Regions from separate parts of the Mus musculus genome. Here region 2 is linked to region 1. The links are chromatin loops, found by intact Hi-C in ENCODE. Cell type or tissue: heart. All regions are shown on one strand. Each heading gives the region's core, and the rest is flanking DNA. Links, peaks and the distances in the headings are about the cores only.

Region 1 (10,069 bases), core at 767-8,766:
GAGGGATGGGGCAGCAGAAAAAGAGGAAGCACTTCTCAGCAGGAGGGATGGGGCAGCAGAATTTTTTCTTTTGGCGACTACAAGGGGAAACAGGAACTTGGTGGTATCAAGGTACATCTTGAGGTCAGGACATCCAGCGGCGCTGACTTCTCAGAGCAGTGCGTCGGTGGCCCGCTTTTGACCCCCTTTTCTTCGGGGGGGGGGGCGGAGAGGCCCAATTCAGAGATCAAGAGTTGTCTTAATAGCTCCCAACACAATCTGAGAAAGGAAAATATAAAATGTAAAATCTGAAGAACAAAGGGCATCAGGAAATGAAGTCCCAGTGCTCAAGGAGATAAATCTAAAGAAAAGCCTGATTCTTCATGGAATAAAGGGAGCTGTGACCTCAGGGTGAGACCCCACCCAGATAATCTTCCAACTTGTGAAAATGAATTGAAGAAAAGCTTAAGCAGTGAAGGAAGCCACCAAGAAGAGAAAGCTAATATAATTGTAATTTTACAAGGGGCCAAGTTCCAGCCCCATCAAGCAGCTTAACCTGGCAACGTTGGTCATATCAGTTTTTTGGCTTTAGAGCCAAGAATAGAAGAAAGGGTTTGTGGAATCTTCCTCCATGGCTGAGGAAAGCTTCTGAGGCCAGGGGTGTGTCAGGGATGTCCCTGCATGGAGGCCCAGACAGTGTGTAAATCTGTGATTGGGGATCCAAAGATGCGGGAGATGTCAGAGTTATGAGATGCCTGCCAGGGAGGGCTGCAGGATGGGGGAGAAACCAGGCCAAGAGAGAGAAGAATGTTTCAGTCAACAAAGCTATAAGAGTTTGGAGATTTGAAGAGCGCTTTGATATCAGACGTGGAGAGGCAGAATTTGGAGTTTGTTCCGCTGGTTTTAGGTCTTGTTCTGGTCCAATATTTCTTCATTATGTTCTGTGTGTGTGTGTGTGTGTGTGTGTATGTGTTTCTGTATGTTGGAAGTATGTGATCTGCTTTTTTTATTTTGATTTTGCATGGTGCTACAAGTAAGAGAGTGCCTCAAGTCTCAGAAAAGATTTCTAACTTTGCACTTTTAAATGCTGTTGAGATTGTAAAAGACTGTGGGGGCTTCTGAGGTTGGACTAAATGCATATTGCCTTATGATGAGGCATCAAGTCTATGGGAGACAGGGAGTGGAATTCAGTTGTTTAAATAAGAATGGTCCTCATAAACCAATATATTTAAATACTTAGTCACCAGGAAATGGAACTGTTTAAAAGGAACAGAAGGACTGGGAGGTGTGGCTTTGTTGGACGAAGTGTGTCCCTGGGGATGAGCCGAGCTCTCTTTCTCTGCCTGTGGATTAGGGTATAGCTCTCAGTTGCTTCTCCAGCATCATCTGGTGCCTGCTACCATGCTCCCACGGTGATGATATTAATTAAACCTCTGAAACTGTAAGCAAGGCCCCTGTAAATAATTAAATGTTTTCTTCTGTAAGTATTGTGTTGGTTGTAATGTCTCTGTACAGCAACTAAGAGAGGAAGGAACTTGTAAACAAGCAGAACTTGAAGAAGTCAAGGAGTGGAGCTTACATGACAGAGGCCTGGAAAGCTGACAAAAAAAAAAAAAAAAAGATCTCACTACTTTTGTAAATACCAAAGTCTCTGTGGACTTTGCCAGAATATTTCCAGGGGAAAGAACTGGACGAAGTCACCTTTTGCTATGACAGGAGCAAAGGGAGATTAAGAAAGAGAGGAAGGCAGTATTGACTCCTTTCATGGAGCTTGACCAACAGAGTGTCACTAGGAGACAAAGGTTGTTAATTTTGTTTCAGAAGCAGGGTTTTACATAGCCCAGGTTACATGACATTGTGACATGTAGGTAGCTAAGGTTACCTTGAACCCCTGATTCCTGTCTCTACCTCCTTAGTGTTGGAATGGGGAGCCTGGCCACAATGTCTACTGATGCTTATAAAAAGTGTTTGTTTGTTTGAAGGACGTGAGAATGGTCTAAGTTTTAGGATGAGAGAAGAGAGTTGCTACAAATGGACCAGTTGAAGGTTTGGAGAGCAGAGAAGAGCAAGTTGAGGCCTTCCAACAGTTATGGAGAAGGGACAACACAGTAAAAGACAGTGTGTCAGAGCTGGGGCTGGTTGGCCTGGCAGTGAAGGTCATGAACTTGCAGGGCCCCTAGTTCAGCCTGCACACAGGGTAAAGGCTGTGGATTTCATGCCACAGTTTACTCTGGTCCCTGTGTTATCTTCAAAGTAAATAACCTCTAGCTGAGTATTCCAGCTGCTTAAACATTTTGTCAAATGATTGTGTTTTGTGTTCTACCTTGGCCCTGTCTTCTGGCCTTCATTCTCTCTCTTCTCTTTGACTTGTGCTGATCTTCCCACTCTTTGTCAGTTTGCGTGATTAAGGGGGGGGGGGGGGCATGTGAATCTTCCTTTTCATCTCCTCACTTAGGAAGGTGCTCCTTGGACTTGAGAGATAAAGTTCTTACTGCAACCTTTCTTGGGAAGAAAAAAAGAAAGGAGAGAGAGAGAGAGGGAGAGGGAGAGGGAGGGAGGGAGGGAGGGAGGTAGAGAGAGAGAGAGAGAGAGAGAGAGAGAGAGAGAGAGAGGAAGGGAGGGAGGGAGAAAGAAAAGACAAGAAGAGAAGAGAAGAGAAGAGAAAAGAAAGAAAAGAAAAGAAAAGAAAAGAAAAGAAAAGAAAAGAAAAGAAAAGAAAAGAAAAGAAAAGAAAAGAAAAGAGGCTCCAGAAGAGTGATCCATTCGGAGCTATTATTTTCAGGGTTCTGATTTGAGGTCTAAAATTCTCCAAGTCTTCAATTTTTCAGAAGTTGTATGTCTATGGAATACAAGCATTCTGCCTCTGTAGATGTTATAACATTGTTTCTCACAGTCCTGGGTGGTTGAGGAGACCTCCAGTTTTAGAACTCTAATCTGTCAATAGGTGCATTATAAAGCCCTGGATACATCGCGTCACTGTGAAGAACTTCAGACTGCGGTTAGAAAAAGCAGAATAAATTTTCTTGGGGTTGTACCGTTATGTATACACACACACACACACACACACACACACACACACACACACACACACACTCTCCCATTGGCAGACAGGGCCACACCTCACAGCTCTGGAGGAAGCCGCAGACCTCAGCTGTACAAGCGCAGCCTGGACTAGGGGAACTTTCCCTGGAACTCGGGAAGATCAGCCTCCCGGAGTCGACCTGTCTGCAGGGCGGAGCGCGGGGCAAGCGCGGGTGGCAGGGAGTCGGTGCACAGGGGACTCAGGTCAAGGCTGGTCGGCGGCGGGTCCTGCGAGCCTCAGAAATCAGTGCCGGTGCACGCTCCCGCCGTCCCGGGGCAGCCGCATCCCCGGCGCCGCTGGCAGCATCGCCGCCTCCCGCCGGCTACGGAACATGGCTGCGCGCCTCGCCACTGTCGCCTGCGCGCTGTTCCTGCTGTCCTCCGCCCTGCTCCGCCTCGGCTGCCGGGCGCGCTTCGCCGCCGAGCCCGACTCGGATGAGGACGGAGAGGAAACGGTGGCGTTCCCCGAGTCGCCCCCGCAGAAACCCACGGTGTTCGTGGTCGTTCTCGCCCGCAACGCTGCGCATACGCTGCCTTACTTCCTCGGCTGCCTGGAACGGCTGGACTACCCCAAGAGCAGGATGGCTATCTGGTGAGCGGGTAGGGGTCCTGGGCCACCGCGGGGAAGATGAGGGCAGCTTGCTGCGCACACTCCCTTGCTGCCCGCGTGGGTCCTGGACTGAGAGAGTGGTGGGGCCGGGAGGGAGATGAGAAAACCTATGGACGAGAATCTGGAGACCTTGACTTTCCTCATCCCCCTCCTCTTCCTGGTTTCTACTGGGAGAGAGTGTCTTCTCCAGATGCGAGACACAGAACTTAATTAACTAAGGCAGGAAAGGGGTCCACAGAGACTTGGGAGATGGAGAGTGAGTCACCCGGACTTGCAGGTGCTAGGAGTCTGCTCTCTGAGTAACTCGGCTTCTGGTCCTCCCCTGGGTTATCTGAACTCAGGGATGGAGATTTTGAAACTTTGTTTGGAGTCTTTCCAATCACACCACACTGTGGGCTGGTCTTTTCTTGGGAGCTCCAGAAGGTCCCTGCCTGTTCAGCCTCCTGAGACACGTTCCCACTGCAGATGCAAACTGTACTGAGGTGCCCTAGGGTCTATGATGGGCCATTGGAGCCATCATTGGGAGGATAAACAGTCAAGTTTTGTCTTCAGGCTAAAGAATTCTATGCTTGGTCCCTTTGTGTTTGCTGTGGATCAGGACAGGGAATCAATGGAAGTCTGTCCCTTCCTCCCGTAGACCTCAGTCCATCCAGTTCCACACCTTTAAATCCAAGCATTCGTGGTGGAGTCGGGCAGGCAAGCTCTAGATGGTCTGCAGAGAAAGTAAAATCTGGCCAGGGAAGACAAGCTGTCCGATTGTTAGGCAATCCTCCCTTATTCCTGAGATTAAAAGCTAGAGCCATCCTGGAATGTTTTTTGAAAGGAGCTATCCCCAGACAAGACATATCCTAAAGCAGAGGTGGGGAGAGAGGAGGCAGGGAGCTAATTGGCAGCCTAACAGTGCCTGGTAGCAGAGGTACTGAGGCGCGAAAGCAAACAAGAGGCACAGTACAGCTCTGTGGGCTCACTGCTTCCCTATACACCCTGCCATACGTGACTGCTCCCACGGAGAAGAGCATGTTATGTGCAAAGAAAGTGGGAACGTTGGTAAGCCAGATTTGCGCTCTGTGTGTGTGTGTGTGTGTGTGTGTGTGTGTTTTAACCATTTCCATGCCAGAAGCATTTCAAATCTCAAGTTTCGTCTCGCTTTCTTTGCAAAAGAAATCGTCTACATATGGTTTTGGTTTTTATGTGCTATATAAGTTCTCAAACCTTACAGTATTTACCATGAGGAGTTAGGAGAAGGAAAAGCGAGTACTGAGACTCACTTAAGGCTACAGAATTAATAAATGGTATATTGACAAAAGCAACTCAAGGAAAGGAAGTTCGAGGGTATAGTTCACCATGGTGAGAAAGGCTTGGTTGCAGAAGTGTGAGATCGCTGGTGCCATTGAAACAACAGGCAGACTGCAGAGAGATAGATGGTGATCCACTTGCTGTCTCTGGTTTAGCCCAGGACCCCTAGCCATGGAACAGTGCCGCCTACAGTCTGGGTAGGTCTCACTTCCCTGCTGGGAGCAACTTCATAGCCACACCCAGAAGTATCTTTCCTTGGTGATTTAAAACCCAATGCAATCCAGGTAACAATGAAGATAGGATTACCACAAAAGATAAAACTAAAATCTTCTCAGGAGTTTGTCTACAGACTGCTTGCTCTTCAAAGGGAGGAAGGTTAGGAACAAAATATAAGCAAAACTTGCAGACATCTATAAATTACAAATTAGAATATCCGAGAATAGCATATGTGATTGGGACCACATGTTACAGAATCCATAAACATCGATTTCTCATAAGTATAAGAGAGCTGGAGTAAATGATTGTAAAATTTCTGTTTTTGTTGTTTTTGGTTTTGTTGTTGTTGTTGTTGTTGTTGTTTTGTTTTTCGAGACAGAGTTTCTCTGTATAGCCCTGGCTGTCCTGGAACTCACTTTGTAGACCAGGTTGGCCTTGAACTCAGAAATCCGCCTGCATCTGCCTCCCGAGTGCTGGGATTAAAGGTGTGCGCCACCATGCCTGGCAACTGTAAAAATTCTTACTAGCTTAAATTCTATATAGATTTTGTGATATAACTGATGTCAACAAGCAGCTGATGTCTAATCCTAAATTCCATGGGTGTTCCTGATCACATGAACCTTAGGGTGAACCTGATCACATGTTCTGCTTAGATGAGTGCCATTCTAATTCTGCATAGACTGCCGTGGCCTCTTTCCCCTTATCTTCACTTACAGTCCGTGTCACTGCACTTATCCTTTACGGCCAGTATGAGAAGGCTGAGGAAGATTCCCCACACTTGGCGAGGACAGGGACAATCTTTGCATTAGTCTCTGGGCACACTTGGTTCTCTTAGAAATCCTATATAATGCCTTAAATATCAACAGAAATTCCAGTTCTTAGGGGGCCAGAGATATGGCTCAGTGGTTAAGAGCATTTGCTGCTCTTGCAAAGGACTAGACTGCAGTTCATTTCCCAGGACCATGTCAGACAGCCACCCAAATCTCCCGGTCCAGGGTATCCAGCGCCCCATTTGGTCCTCTGCAGACACACACCCACATGTGGCCTCAGAGACACAGAGATACAGAAAAATGAATAAATCTATTTTAAAAGTCAATTTTAAAGTAGTCTCTAGAAGAGAATTTGTCTGGGAGAGTTCTAGGTTATGACGTAGACAGCGATGCAGTGGAATGTGTGGTCATGACGATCTTCTACTAGTTGCTTCCTTCTTCTTTCTTCAACCCAAGACCTACTCAGCATCCGAGATGCCAAACTTCCTTCTTCTTTCTTCAACCCAAGACCTACTCAGCATCTGAGATGCCAAACAGGATGTCTACTCTGTAACTTTAAAAAGTGGCTGTGAGCTACCAAGAGCATCTAAGCAAGCATTGCCGAGTACAGTCTGGGATGCTAGCTTTCGCCAAGTGGTGTTTCAGTAACTCGGTGCAGACTTTCTTCTCCTTCACCCTCTGTGAGGTCTGGAAGAACATGGGATAGGATTTTTTTCCTAGATCATTGAAGATCAAAACATTTCTCCCTAGCTGACAGCATCATTGAGACTGGCCATGGGTCACATGCAGACTTCCTTGCCGTGTGATTCTCTTATGGAACATTCTAGATCTGATCTGTACTACACACACACAGGTGAGAAGCAAACCAACTCTGCTTTTGGAAAATGCATTTGGGGTTGGAGAGATTGATTGAGCACAGGAAAAGTTTTGTTTCATACTACTTCATAGCAGCAAAGGGCGGGGGGAGGGGAGGGGATTCCATTCTCATGTCTGATCTCAAACTCAACACAGTCGTTGTTTTTCTTCAAGTATCACAATCTGGGATATGAAACAAGGCAGGAACTTCATCCCGTATGCTCTAAAACTCGTGTTACTGTGCTGAGGTACAGGAACCGTGAGGCCTGTGCCATGAGGCAGTGTGCTTTGATGGCTTCTCTTTAATTCACCGCTGCCCAGAACAAGCAGCCACAGCCATAGAGGGAAGTCCGACCTCTGTCCACTTTCCAAAGCTGTGGTTTGGCTAAGTAAGGCCCATGTACCAGTAGCGAGAACTGGAAAAGGGTACATTTGGCCCAAAAGAAGAAATAACTCAATCCAAAAAAAGACCTTAAGTTTATCATTTGGCTGGCCCATGGAGCTTGTGGGGAGAGTCACACAGCAGTAGCTGCTATGTGAGTGTGGACCAATCCGGGCATTTCATCTGGCAGAGGGGTGCAAAGTATTATACTCAATTGAGGACCACTTTTTATGGTGTTAAATAAATGGATAAGATGTGTTGGCACAAGTATACAGCAATGGGCTTCTGCTTGTTCTGAGGAACTAGCGTGGATATTTCGCTCCCTACTTTATCTCTGCCTTGTTTGGGGATTAGCAGGAATTTACTTCTACATTTTAATGGCCAAGCAGCAGGATTCTGGCAGAAGCTCAACTAGATACACTGATGTGAGTGTGTTTGTAAACTGTCCTAAACGGCAAAAAGTGATAGTGTTCAGCACCTGGGATGGAAATGATGTCGTAGTTTGCCAGGAGCATGGCTCGCACTGTTATCCCTTCAAAGACAAGCTCTAGCAGTTTTACAAGCATGGCTCACACTGTTATCCCTTCAAAGACAAGCTTTAGCAGTTTTACAGCGAAACGGATGCTTCTTTAGTGGCCTTCTTGATATTATTTTGTTTTCTTTTTTCTTAGTTTTCTACCACCATGGTTCATCAGAATGGGGTTAAGGTTTTTACAGATTAGAATCAAGTGGACTGAGGTTAAGGTTTTCTGGGTCACCATGGGCGTCTGTGGTGAGATGGACCTTCCTCATTTAAAAGTAACTGACATTAGGCCTTTCTCAAATAGTTAATGTACTGAGAAGTGAGGTGTATGCGCCAAGCCTTTTGCTGAAATGCTGCTAAATAAATGGGAGTACCTATCCTATTAAACTTGTTTTTTCTTCCTTAGCTTTGTATTTAAAAAATGAAATTTTGTTTTTTAGGGTTTTTAATGATTTTTTTCATTTATTAGTGTGTGCGTCTCTCTCTCTCTCTCTCTCTCTCTCTCTCTCTTTCTCTCTCTCTCTCTCTCTCTGTGTGTGTGTGTGTGTGTGTGTGTATGAGAGAGAGAGAGAGAGGACAACTTGCTGAAGTTGGTTGGTTTTTTTCCACCAAGTGGGTTCCAGGGATTGGATTCAGGCTGTTAAGCTTGGGTACAGGCACCCTTACCCTTGTGCCTTGTCATCAGGTCTCAAAATGAAGTTTTAAAAAAGCACTCTGGCCTCCATTAATGTACACTCAGTATACGGTTATCCAAAATAACATAAAATAGCAAGTAAAAATATTAATCATTTTAGCAAAAAGCTACCAGCACAACAAAACTAACATCTATAGGTCAGTATTCTTAAGGTTTTGTGTGGCGTGCTGGCTAGTCTTATGCCAACTTGACACACAAACTGAGAAAATGACTTCCTAGGATTTGGCTGTAAGGCATAGTCTTAATTAATGATTGATGGAGGAGGGCTCAGTCCATTGTGGGTGGAGCCATCCCTGGGCTGATGGTCCTGGGTTCTGTAAGAAAGCAGATTGAACAAGTCACAGGAAGCAAACCAGTAAGCAGCATCCCTCCATGGCCTCTGCATCAACTCCTGCTCCCAAGGTCCTGTCCTGACTTCCTTCAATGGTGAACAGTGATGTGGAAGTATAAGTTGAATAACCTTTTTCTCCCCAACTTGCTTTTTGTTCATGGTGTTTCATCGTAGCAATAGATACTCTAACCAAGACATGTGGTAACAGGCTTATTCCCAGTAACAAATCTAGGAAGGGCGATTACAAATTTCACTATCTCACTTCATATAAGAGGAAACTGAGGCACAGAGAATGTAAGACTAGCCCATGGTGGAGTCAGAACGTGAGCCTGTAACTGACGTACCTCAAAAAGTACACACGGTCCACTTAGGAGCAAGAAAGGTCCAACTCGTTCTCCCTTTTGCTTCTGTCCAGTTGACTCGGCTTGGGAAGAGAAGACCACCCACATCTCTTTCAAATGAGGATTGTCTCTTCTGCTTGAATGATAGCGGGGCTCCATGGTTCTCTTCCGTTGTCCTGATCATTTCGTCACTTAGCTCAGGCACTGACTAGTTACTGACCTCAGCGCTGTTTTAGAAGATTCCACAGGAACAAATAATAAATACTAAAAGGTGTGTCATGTATATGCATGAAGGTCGCTTTCTGCAACCAAAAAGAAACCTCTCACGCATGACTAGTGGCAGTAATTCAAACAGAACCTTGTATATGTTGGTTGACCATATTTTGGCTCCATTTTGCTAAAGCGTTCAGATTTTCAGCTTCTTTGGTGGGTGGTTTTAGACTTGCTTGTCTAAAATATAAGCCAGGCATAGCGCTGCACGCCTTTAATCCCCAGCGTTTGGGAGGCAGAGGCAGGGAAATTTGAGGCCAGTCTGGTTTATTTAGTGAGTTCCAGGACAGCCAGAGCTGCTATGTAAAATTTCTTTGTGATGATTGGAGAAACCTGTCAATCTTGCTTCCAACCTCCAATTTTAAATTATGATTGGATCTCAAAATGATGCACTCCTTTGAGTAAATGCTGAAGTAGCAAATGCTTGTCCTGATCCCATTGCTTCAAGGATGGCAAGCTGTCCACAGCAATACATAGGGTCCTGAAGTTGTTCCCAAATGAGTTTCATGCATGTGGACTCCAAAGCAAAGGGCAGGTAAGGAATTTACCCCAGTCGGTTGTATGGTAAATAATGTTGTGGTGGCATCATCGATCGACACTTTTAAATCCTGAGCAGGGTTGTTTTAGTGTTGTTTGTTTTATAACATGCCTGTTAGTCTGTTAGGTTTTTCAGATATTTCTCCGTGTTTTTTTTTTTGTTTTGTTTTGTTTTGTTTTTAAC
Region 2 (10,069 bases), core at 1,270-9,269, 56 kb after region 1:
TTCTTCTATCATTCCCTCCTAAATATCTGCTCGTCCTTGTGTTTCCTTAAGGCTCCCCATTTTTAAAGAAGTCTTCCATGGCCTACCCCTCACCTCTCCAGGTATTCCCTCCCCACCGGCACCAGGGTCTGACACACAGAGTTCTAAATACACACCATTATTTCCTAGTGAACTGTGAGGGAGTCTCCTTACCTTGGCTTCGGTGACAAGCTAGGATCTCTCAACAGCTGCTATGACCCTGGCTCAAAGGAAAGGCATGGTAGTGTGGAGGTGTGGAGGTGTGTGTTGAACTGGGGGGGCGGGGGAGGACCGCACAGTGCTATTGTAAGTTCCTGTTAGGTTAAGGGTTTGCTAAGAAGGGAACCACTGGATTTTCAAACACATCCTATGGAATATATCCAGGCCTTGGCTTAATGTAAAGGTGGAGAGTGGGCAGAACAAATAACACTGTTTCCGCAGCACATACATTCTACTCTAACTCAAACTGCCACAAAGTTAATGTCTACTGGGAAGAAGAGAAAAATGGTCGTGAATACTTGAGTCCATTCTCTTTTCCTTCTGTGTTTGAATGGGTGTGTATATTTTTATTAGTTCTATTAGTTCTTTGAGGATATCATACAATGTGTTTTCGTCACATTCACCCAACTCTTCCCAGATGTACCCCCTCGTCACCAAACATTGTGTGCTTTTAAATCAACCTATAAAGACCAATTTGTGCTGCCCAAATATTCTTGGATATGCGATCTTCCACTGGAACACAGTCAACTTACCAGAGACCACACCTAGAGTAACGTGTCTCTCCCTCTCCCACGGTTCCCTTCTTAGCAAACCTGTAACCTAACAGGAGCTTACAATAGCACTGTGCGGTCCCCCCAAGTTCAACACACACACCCATACCTCCACACCTTTCCTTTGTGCCAGGGTCATAGCAGCTGTTGAGAAAATCCTAGCTTGTCACTGAAACCAACCTCTCCACTGCCTGGGGTGGGAGTGTGTGTCCATCTCTCACCTCCATGCACAAATTTTGTGTACGATGTTGCAACCACTGTGAGTTTTGTACAACTTCCCTGCTGTGTCCAAAAGACACTGTGTCCTTGTAGTTATCCACCATCATACACTCTCCTTGGACCCTCTTCTGCACTGATCCCTGAGACTAGCGAGGAGGGTGGGGTATACGTACTCCATTCAGGCCTGGACACTCCGCAGTGTCTTGTTCTCTGCACCTTGGCCATTTGTGGGTCTCTGTGTTCATCAATGTCTACCGCAAACAGATGCTTCTCGGATGAGGCCCGAGGGATGCATTGATCTGTAGATATAATGATAAGCCATTGGGAATAAGTTTAATATTTCATCCATTTGGCAAAATAATAGCAGTATTCTCTCTTACAGCCTATGACCTGTCTAGCAAGAGTAAATTATAACAACTCTGAATTCTTCACTTCAACTGCTTATGTTGAATATTACAAAACTGATTTAACAAGATGCCTATTTCCTACGTGTGTGAGTATGTATGTGTGCGTGTACACTTACAAGTGTACTAGCACGTATGTATGGTAGAAATAGTCATCAGAAAAAGGCCAATTTTCAAAGAAGTTTTGTGATAACCCCCTAAGCTATTTACATATACCATACATGTTGTAAGCTCATTTTACAGATGGCAGGAACAAGATATAGACAGATGGTAGTATCACATCCCCAGTCTCCACAGATTTTTGTTTGTTTCCACTACGGATGTAATTTGTTAAACAGTCGAGTGGCCCAGTTCGATGGGTAACCAAGACACTTACTATCACTGTCGACTGCAATTGTTTCCAAAGAGGAAAGAATCAAAGGTGATCTTTCTGTACAGACTCCTGATTCTTCATCACAGGAACCAGGTAGCCCTTACACTGTGAACATAGTTTATCCAAAGCAGCATGTGGCGCTGAAGCCAAATCCAGGCTATGGGTTGTGGCTTTCTCTGTGGTCACCCTGGCTCTGGCTGACCATGACCTCATGTTTCACATGTTCCGTGTTTTGCCATGACATTGCCCTGCCAGGCCCTCACTGTTTACATCAGTAACGTTTACCCAGCCTCACCATTAGGCAGTGCTGGTGGCCATCCCTCCGGGGTTTAATCATCACGTCTTGTTCCAGCTTCTCCACTCAGCTCCTCCACAAAGACCTGACACTCCCTACATACTAACAGCTGCCCTTGAGACTCTGAGTTCTTGCATCTGCTCATGTTATGAAGTCAAAATACTGTGAAGTACAGGGAGTGTCCTATACCTCAAAACAGACAACTGGACATTTCAAAAGTTAAGAAAATATGCATCAAGGGTTGATTAGAAGTAAAAAGAGAACAAGCTTTGGGACAGAGTCCCTCAGCCTCAGTATAGCGTTGCGGTAAAGACTAGTGTATAATAATTTCAGTGTAGAATATCCTTCAAGATTAGAGTTGTGTATATAAAACATGCAGCTTTATGTCTGAAATGTAGTACACTTTCCATAAGTGGCTGTGTGTGTGTGTGTGTGTGTGTGTGTGTGTGTGTGTGTGTGTGTGTGTGTGTATTCTCTTCCCATGAATATTTGGGGCAACAATACTCAGGGAAAATGAAAACAGACCCACAGAAAAATCTGTGCATGGTGTCCATTGCAGCATTATCTCTAACTACTGGAAAACAAACCTATTCAAAAGTCCATTAGCTAAAGAGAATGTGATATGCCCACGCCATGGAATTTTATTTGGCTGTAGAAGAAAATGAAGTGCTGGTGCGTGTTACAGCGAAGAGCAACCCTGGGGACACACAAAATGAAAGAAACCACACAAAAGACCATTGTTGTACAATTCAGTCTGTACAAACTATCCTAGGCTGACAAATCCATAGAGATTGAAAGTGCAACTGTGGTCATGGAAACTGGGAAGGAGGGAGGGTTCACAGACCCGGGCTTTCTCTCTGGGGGGAAGAAAGCAGTTTGGATGAGACCATGGCGATGTTTGTACAACTTTGTTAATGTATTTAAAATCACAGAACTGTGTGTTTCAAAAGGTAAAGATATCTAAATACATCTGGATAGAACTGCTACTTTAAAGTCGTGAAGCAGTTGTTATGTCTCAGTTGCTAATCAACAGGCGAAGGCACGATGCGGGGGCATAGTCTTTCTCCATGGTGCTTGCTCCTTTTGTTTGAGGATTTTATACATGTATATGATGCTTTAATCAAATCTGCACTAACACTCTCTCTTCATTAATTCTTCCAAGAATTTTGTGGACTTTGCTCTGTGTCCTAGTTAACTTTAATGGTCAATTTTGACATATCTTGATGGGAAAAGCCTCTATTGAGAAATTGCCTAGCTTAGATTGGCTTGAAGGCATGTCTGGCATGTATGTGTGTGTGGTGTGTGTGTATTGATTGCTAATTAGTATAGGAGGACCCAGTCTCTAGGCACAGCCCATTTCCTGACTGTGTAGTTCTGGAAGAAGGCTAGCTAAATATGACTCTGAGAGGGAGCAGGCAGCAGTATTCTTCATGGTTTCTGCTTTGGTTCCTGCTTGCGCTCCTGCCCAGACTTCCCTCAGTGATAGACTATGACCTGGATTTTTAACCAACAAACATTTCTCCTTTAAGCTGCTTTTCATCAGAGTGTTTTATAACAGCAACACAAGCAAACAAGAGCATTCCACCTGTGTGTAACTTTCCACTGGCGTTGAAGATGCTTTCTGTGTTGATGCAGAGAAATGATATTTTTTTCTATCCTCCTAGGCATATTTGAAATATTTAATTACTAAACTATGTGCCCTGAGCAGGAGATGGATGGGCCTTGGCTACCAAGAGCTGAAATAATGTCGTCTTTGTGTTGGGTTCATGGTTTCCTGAGAGCCTTGCCAGGCTGGAATATTTTCATGGCATTTCAGCCTGAGAGCTCTCATAGGTAAAAAAAGAAAGAAAGAAAAAAAGAAAACCCAGACTTTTATCTCTAACGCCTGCATACCTGGCTTCTTTTAAACAATTGAAAAGTCTAGTGTTTCTGAACATAGTCTCTCATGGCAACACTCAGATGCAGCCTGCCAGTGCCTCTCATTAACAGTCCCCTACTCATTCCTATTTGTGCTCAACTTTTAAAGGCTTTGCATGGGATATGTCCCCTTGAGATTTTGTCATTCAGTCGGTCATCAAGTCCACACTCGGTAGTTACTTTATACTACAGACTCTGATAAGGATGGGATAAATTTTTATTCTCAGGGACGAGTCTGATAACAAAGAAATCAACCCAGTGGGTCATAATATATGAGCAAATGTAGCAGTGGACGGTTAGTGAGAGATACAGGCATCTAAGCCAGGCGGAGATGGCCAGCGTGAGAGCGGGTGGCATCAGACTCCTGGAGACAACCCTGCAGCCTTGCTTCAAGGGGGAAACATGTCATCATTAACTATCTTCAGAGTACTTGTACACAAGACGGGACTTAGTAGTGATGGTCAGGGGAAAAAAAAGAAAATGAAGAGTGGGTGAAAGTGGTGGGGGAAAGAATAAATGAGGAACAAAGGATTGTACAAACAGGAAAAGGAGGTACTTAGACAAAGGCAGAACAGACTGGTCCTGTCTCAGATAAACACACTTGATATTTCCATAGACTTGTAGGGTTTTCACTCAAAGGGAAACTGTGATGAATTAGGGCAAGCAGAGCTTGAGGCAGATAGATGACCCTGCCCATTTTTCTTGTTTCCTGTTGGGAAATTTCCATCCTCTCCTCCTGAAGAAACCATATTGGTTGTGTATACTGATATCCTTTGCACAGAACGGGGCGCCTTCCGGTCTGACAGGTGTCTCGTGTGCATCTACTTGCAGGTGGGACAGTGTGATGGAAAAGTTGAGTTGGGGACTCAGAAGGTCAGAAAGAAAAGCACTAAGGACCTGTAGGGTAAAATAAAAGAGAAAAAAAGAAAGAAAGAAAAATCCCTGACTTGACATTATAAGATAAGGAACCTCCCAAGGAGCCATTGAGTTTGTTTTGTGATAGCCTCTAGCGCTGGGCATGCAGCCTGCCCTTAAGAATGATTTGTTTTCACAGTGAAACTCCCCTGGAGAAAACTAAATTTTCCTTTTTAAGTGGCTATCAGTTGGAGGTTGCTTCTGGGTTAGACGGTAGGACGTGTATCTGCTTTTCCTCTCAGCTCTAGGACTCCCGCCTGTGCAGGCCCTGTGCGTGCTGCCTCTGTTTCTGAGAGTGCATTGTGTGCCTTGGTCCAGCTGTTTTTCAAAGGCCTTGTTCCCTGGTGTCCTCCATCCCCTCTGGCCCTGGCTCTGTCTTCCCTTTTACAGGGTTCCCTGAGCCCTGAGGAGAGGGATTTGATGGAGACACCATGCTTACAGCTGAGTGTTCCATGGGTTCTCATTCTCTGGATAATGTCCGGCTGTGGGACTCTATTTGCTCCCATCCGATGCAGGAGGAAGCATCTCTGACGATGGCTGAGGAGGGCACTGACTGATCTATGAATAGAGCAGAATGTCCTTAGGAATGAGCTTATTGTTATCTTCCTTTAGTAACACAGTACTGTTTGATTTTACCTTGGGTTCCTGGGCTACCTACTGTCAGGTTTTTGGTCACCCAAGCAGCATCAGGTATGGGTTCCATCTCAAGCAGTGGGCCTGAAGTCAAATCAGACATTGGTTGGCTACTCCCACAGGGGTTGTATGTCCTATGTAGCACTTGCCCAGTCTTTGGTGCCATGCCTGTGGTTGTTTCTGGAATAAAGGGGTGCACTGAGGGGAGTGGTTAGAGCACAGATATTTATTTTGTTCACAAGGAGAGTTTCATAAGAAATTAATTTATCTCATTTCCTGGTCTATTAGGACCTAGGAAAGGGGTTTTATTGGGAGAACTCTCCAATTCCCTATTTTGTATTTGTATCCTTAATCTCTTGCAAGCGTGCATGCGAATGTGTGTGTGTGTGTGTGTGTGTGTGTGTGTGTGTGTGTGTGTGTATAATCTGTATCTAGTTTCCACCCACCAAGATGGGTTCTAGATATTTGAAACCCTACTGGGTGACCAGGAAGCAGGAAACAATGGGCATACTTTGTAGTGGCTAAGTGTAGGCCTCCCTTTGGTAGGTCAGCTGCTGGGAAGGATCTTCCTGGGGTCAGAATAAAGATGGGGTGCTTTATGAACTACCGTAATTGAATATTAATTTCATTAGTTATTTTCAAAAGAGGAATTTTATTTTTAGGTGTAATTTTTGTTTGTTTGTTTGTTTGCTTGCTTGTTTTTATATCTTCACCAATGAACCGTTAATGAGTGAAAACAGCCACTGAAGTGGGCTCTTTCATGGTTAAAATCTCAAGGTGGAAAATTCACTCTTTTGGCAGTTTCTACTCATGGTGAGAATGGTCCAGGCCCTGACTAGCAGTGTTCATTCCACCACTGTTCTCTGAATGACTGCTGTTTGGAGATGACGGTTTTTTGACATCAGCTGGAGTCCTGTTACTCCATATGCCAAAGGCCTAGACATTCCAAGGTGCCAGGGAAGCCAAGAACATTCCCCAGGACCCAGTGCATATGGAAGTGATCGAGAATGCATGCCCTGGAGAGCTGAGAAATCCAGTCTAGCTTCAGTAGGGTTCCAGTGGCCCCCGGCTTACCAACGTGACTTTAGCCCTAACAGCCTCTGAAGGACATGCGGTTAAAGTAAATGAACCGGTTCTAATTATTTCAAGCTGGTTATCACTTAAGAGCCAAGATTTCAGAATAAAAACCGACTTTCTGGAACAAGGAGAGATGGCAGGCTTAGCCTAGCTGCTTTTAGATATTACCAGGTAAATCTGAGTCCTGGCGCCACCCCTGTTATCCTTGAAGCCCTGGCAGCCTACAGACAGGCTTCTTCAGTGGCCCATGGGCTCTCTTCCACCAACCAGCAGCAATGTGCCCACCAGCCCAAGGCCTTCCTCGGCTGACACAATCCTACATGTGCTATTGGCCACAATTCCAGGGTGTTGGCTTTTGACCCTTTTTGATGCCTGAACCTTTACTGACTTTCAAAGCTAGAGGTGACGAAGACTGGGTACAAGGAAGGCTTTAGATGTGGCCTGTGTGTCCCCTGGAGCCATGTGGGTGTTGCACCTGTTTCTGTCAGCCCTGCCCTCCCTGTATGGAAGGAAGTAATCCTGTCTACTTCTTTTTCGTTTTCTATGATGATGCTATTTTCTGTTTTCTTTTTTAATTCCTTGGGGGCTTTGAGATGCCATTCCTTTGTATTAGTTGGCTAAGTCTATAGTAAGATTTTGATTCCTTTTTCATTTATTTCAGTGTATAGTTTTTGGTTGTTCTCGTCATGGTTTCTCTGGGTATTGCAACTAACAACTAAGTTTATAATTAGTGTTCAGGTCGGTAGCTATGTAGTTTTAAGAGTGCATGAAGACTTTGGTCCTATATAGCTTTTTCTCTCCTTTTTATTTTCTTTAAATCACAAATCATATGTGATATCATGGTGTTCATTCACTTATAATTATTGCTTTATAAAGTAATATTTTAAATACTATAGGCAAAATATTTTATAAAATTAAGATACTTCAACACTGAGAAAATAAGCAAAGAGGTGCTAATGGACAAAGAGGATCAAACTATGAGCACTGAAGCCATCCAAGGCCACAGCTCCTCTAAAAATGAAAGAGGGACACCCCTCAGTGCTACAGGGTCTAAGTGTTCCCTAGAGGCAAAGAGAAACCCCTGCATGTTTGTCAATTCCACACAGTTATTGGGAAGAGGAAACACAGCTGAGAAAATATCTCCATCAAGTTTCCTGTAGGAAAGTCCGGAGGCCATTTTCTTGATTAATTATTTATGTGAGAGGTCCCAATGTGTGGAGGGGGCTGTCACCCTGGACAGTGGTCCTGAGTTGTTTAAGAGAGCAGCTGAGCAAGCCAGAAGCAACTCAGTAAGCCGTGTTCCTCCAAGGTCTCTTCTTCAGTTGCCTGCAGGTTCCTGACCTGACTTTCCTCAATGATGAAGTGTCGCCTGAGTATTACAAGCTGAAATAAGTCCTTTCCTCCCCAAGTTGCTCTTAGTCATGGCATTTACTATAACAATAGAAACTAAGACAGTGGCCTTCAAAACCCAAACTCTGATCTTAAAAAAAAATAATAATCAGTAAAGCTCAATCATAGTTTTTCAGTGTTAGCTCAGAAAGGTCTGAGCTCCCCTTTCACCCGAGTGTAATTCAGAGAGACCGTGGGACAGAGATAAATGATCAAGAACCCGCTTTTCCAGCAAGCACATGGATCTTAATTGGAGCTACTGTACCAATGTATCTTAGATTACATCATCTGTAAGCGAAGGACTTGGCTTTGGAGCCTGGGAAGTACAAGATCAAGTTGCTGGTAGAGCTGGTGTCAGATAAGGGCTCCACCTCTGCCTCACAGTTGGTAGCTTGTTGCTGCTCCCTCAAATAGCAGGAGGAGCCCATAAGGCTTGCCCACCCTCTCGAGTGAACAGCCTTCTAAAGGCCCAGAGTCTTATGCAATCACATTGGCCCCAAGTCCCACCTTCTGACTGGATTCCAGAGGAACATTTGGACCACAGCACCATGTTTGTGTTTCCGTGGACAGTGTCTGGTTTAGTGGCCACAGATGATCTGTGGAACACTTGTCCAGGCGTCCAGCTATCTGCTGTGCCATGATGGGTTTGTGGTGTCATTTGCTTGGCACACATTTATTTTCTTGATGCTGGGGATTCAATCCAGAGCTGTGTATATGCTATGGAAGTATTCTACCATTGAGCCACATCCCAACCCACATCACCGGTTTTCTTCAGTGTCTGAGGGATGCCCCATTACTCCTCTGGGTACCTTTCCTGGTCTGTCTGACAAAGGATAAGGACTCTGAGGAATTCTCACTTTCCATTTGGATCTGATGGAGCTCGCAAGTTTACGCGAAGAGCCAGAGAGCCTCAGCTTGTCCTGAAGGGATGCACACGTGTCCTGTGCTTTCAATTGGATGTCTTTGTATTCTTATGGTGAATATGAATGAATCTCGTGGTGGAACATGCCCCTCACTGGTACATTATCTTGCAGGACTATGAAAAAAGAACCATTAACGCACGCCTCATGTCTCCTCCAGGAAACCGCACCTGAGCCTCTCCTGCTTCGGCCTGTCTGAGTATCCCTGAGCCCACATGCTTTTTCATTATTATGAATACACAGAAACACTTATTTGTTCGGGAACAGAAAAGCTGTAGTCAGACCTGTCTGCCTGCGTTTCTGTGTATTTAGCTAGGGAGGTCTTAGTGGGAGATAAAGGGCTTCCTGCCTGGGCTGGGCTGGGCTGGTCCAGCAGCGCTCTTCTTCCTCTGGGACCCGCTGTTGGAAAGATGGGCCCAGAACATCAAAGGTCAGAGGAAAAGTTTCTCCCTCAGCTGCAGCCAGGAAGCTGTCCTTTGCTGAGGAAGCCAGAGAACAAAGGGAACTCTACTCACTGGGAAGGAACTGTGGGCCTGCCTTAGCTCTGTGCTTCTATTTTTAGTTACACATGGGTATCTCTGCAGAGTCCATGAAACCACCTTCTCAGTACAGCAGAGGATATTTAGGCAGATTTGGGGATTGTTTCATCTGCAGGCCAGAAACCTTTATTTCCTCTAATAACAATATTTTTAAAAGGGACTGGGAAATGCTTCCATATGCAAAGAGGACAACGAGAACATAGTCCTGTGTGACAAAGAAACAACCGCGAAGAAAAATGAGTAAATTATTTCACATTACTTAAAAAACAATGAAAAATATCGGAATTCTATGAAGAATGTTATGCTGTAAATCTAATTCTGGTCCAGGAGTGACTCTACTCGTGCTTCACTTCGTGAGAGAGTGGCTTGATGCTCCCTGCACTCTGTGTGGCTTCCCGTTCCACAGGGCAGTAGTAGCCTGTGGCCCTGGGCCCAGTGGAGATGACTGTAGCTGCTGTGCCCCAGTTCTTGGCATAAACACAAGCAGTTCCGTGGCTCCCTGGGAACTGCTTCCTATCTCCTTGGTTGTTTGCCCTCCTATAACCCGGTCTTTGTCCTCAGATACTCCTGGTGTCCCACGCTACTCCACATCACACAGCA

Evidence for each region. Hi-C counts contacts between places; a loop is a spot of excess contacts. Peaks named below come from ENCODE experiments on the same cell type or tissue, not always from the same donor. Only the 100,000 strongest peaks of a DNase experiment are listed, where the experiment ranks them.
Region 2: it touches region 1 in a loop (2.2-fold over the local background); 4 of 42 quality-filtered maps call a loop at or near these places.

The regions. Positions count from the first base shown.
Region 1 is chr1:152,396,746-152,406,814 of GRCm38, forward strand. Colgalt2 (collagen beta(1-O)galactosyltransferase 2) reads left to right here and starts at 3,122. Exons shown (of 12, transcript NM_177756.4): 1 at 3,122-3,652. The coding sequence starts at 3,393. In heart, for the core only: CTCF peaks have their summits at 3,376 and 5,158; DNase peaks (open chromatin) are centred at 3,176, 3,416 and 3,926; H3K4me3 peaks cover 2,101 bases; H3K27ac peaks cover 921 bases.
Region 2 is chr1:152,452,618-152,462,686 of GRCm38, forward strand. The region is part of intron 1 of Colgalt2 (collagen beta(1-O)galactosyltransferase 2); the gene reads left to right. Among named protein-coding and RNA genes, the nearest start is that of Colgalt2, 58 kb to the left of the region's middle. In heart, for the core only: no CTCF peak of the experiment used is centred there; DNase peaks (open chromatin) are centred at 2,124, 2,894, 5,204 and 8,514; H3K27ac peaks cover 1,666 bases.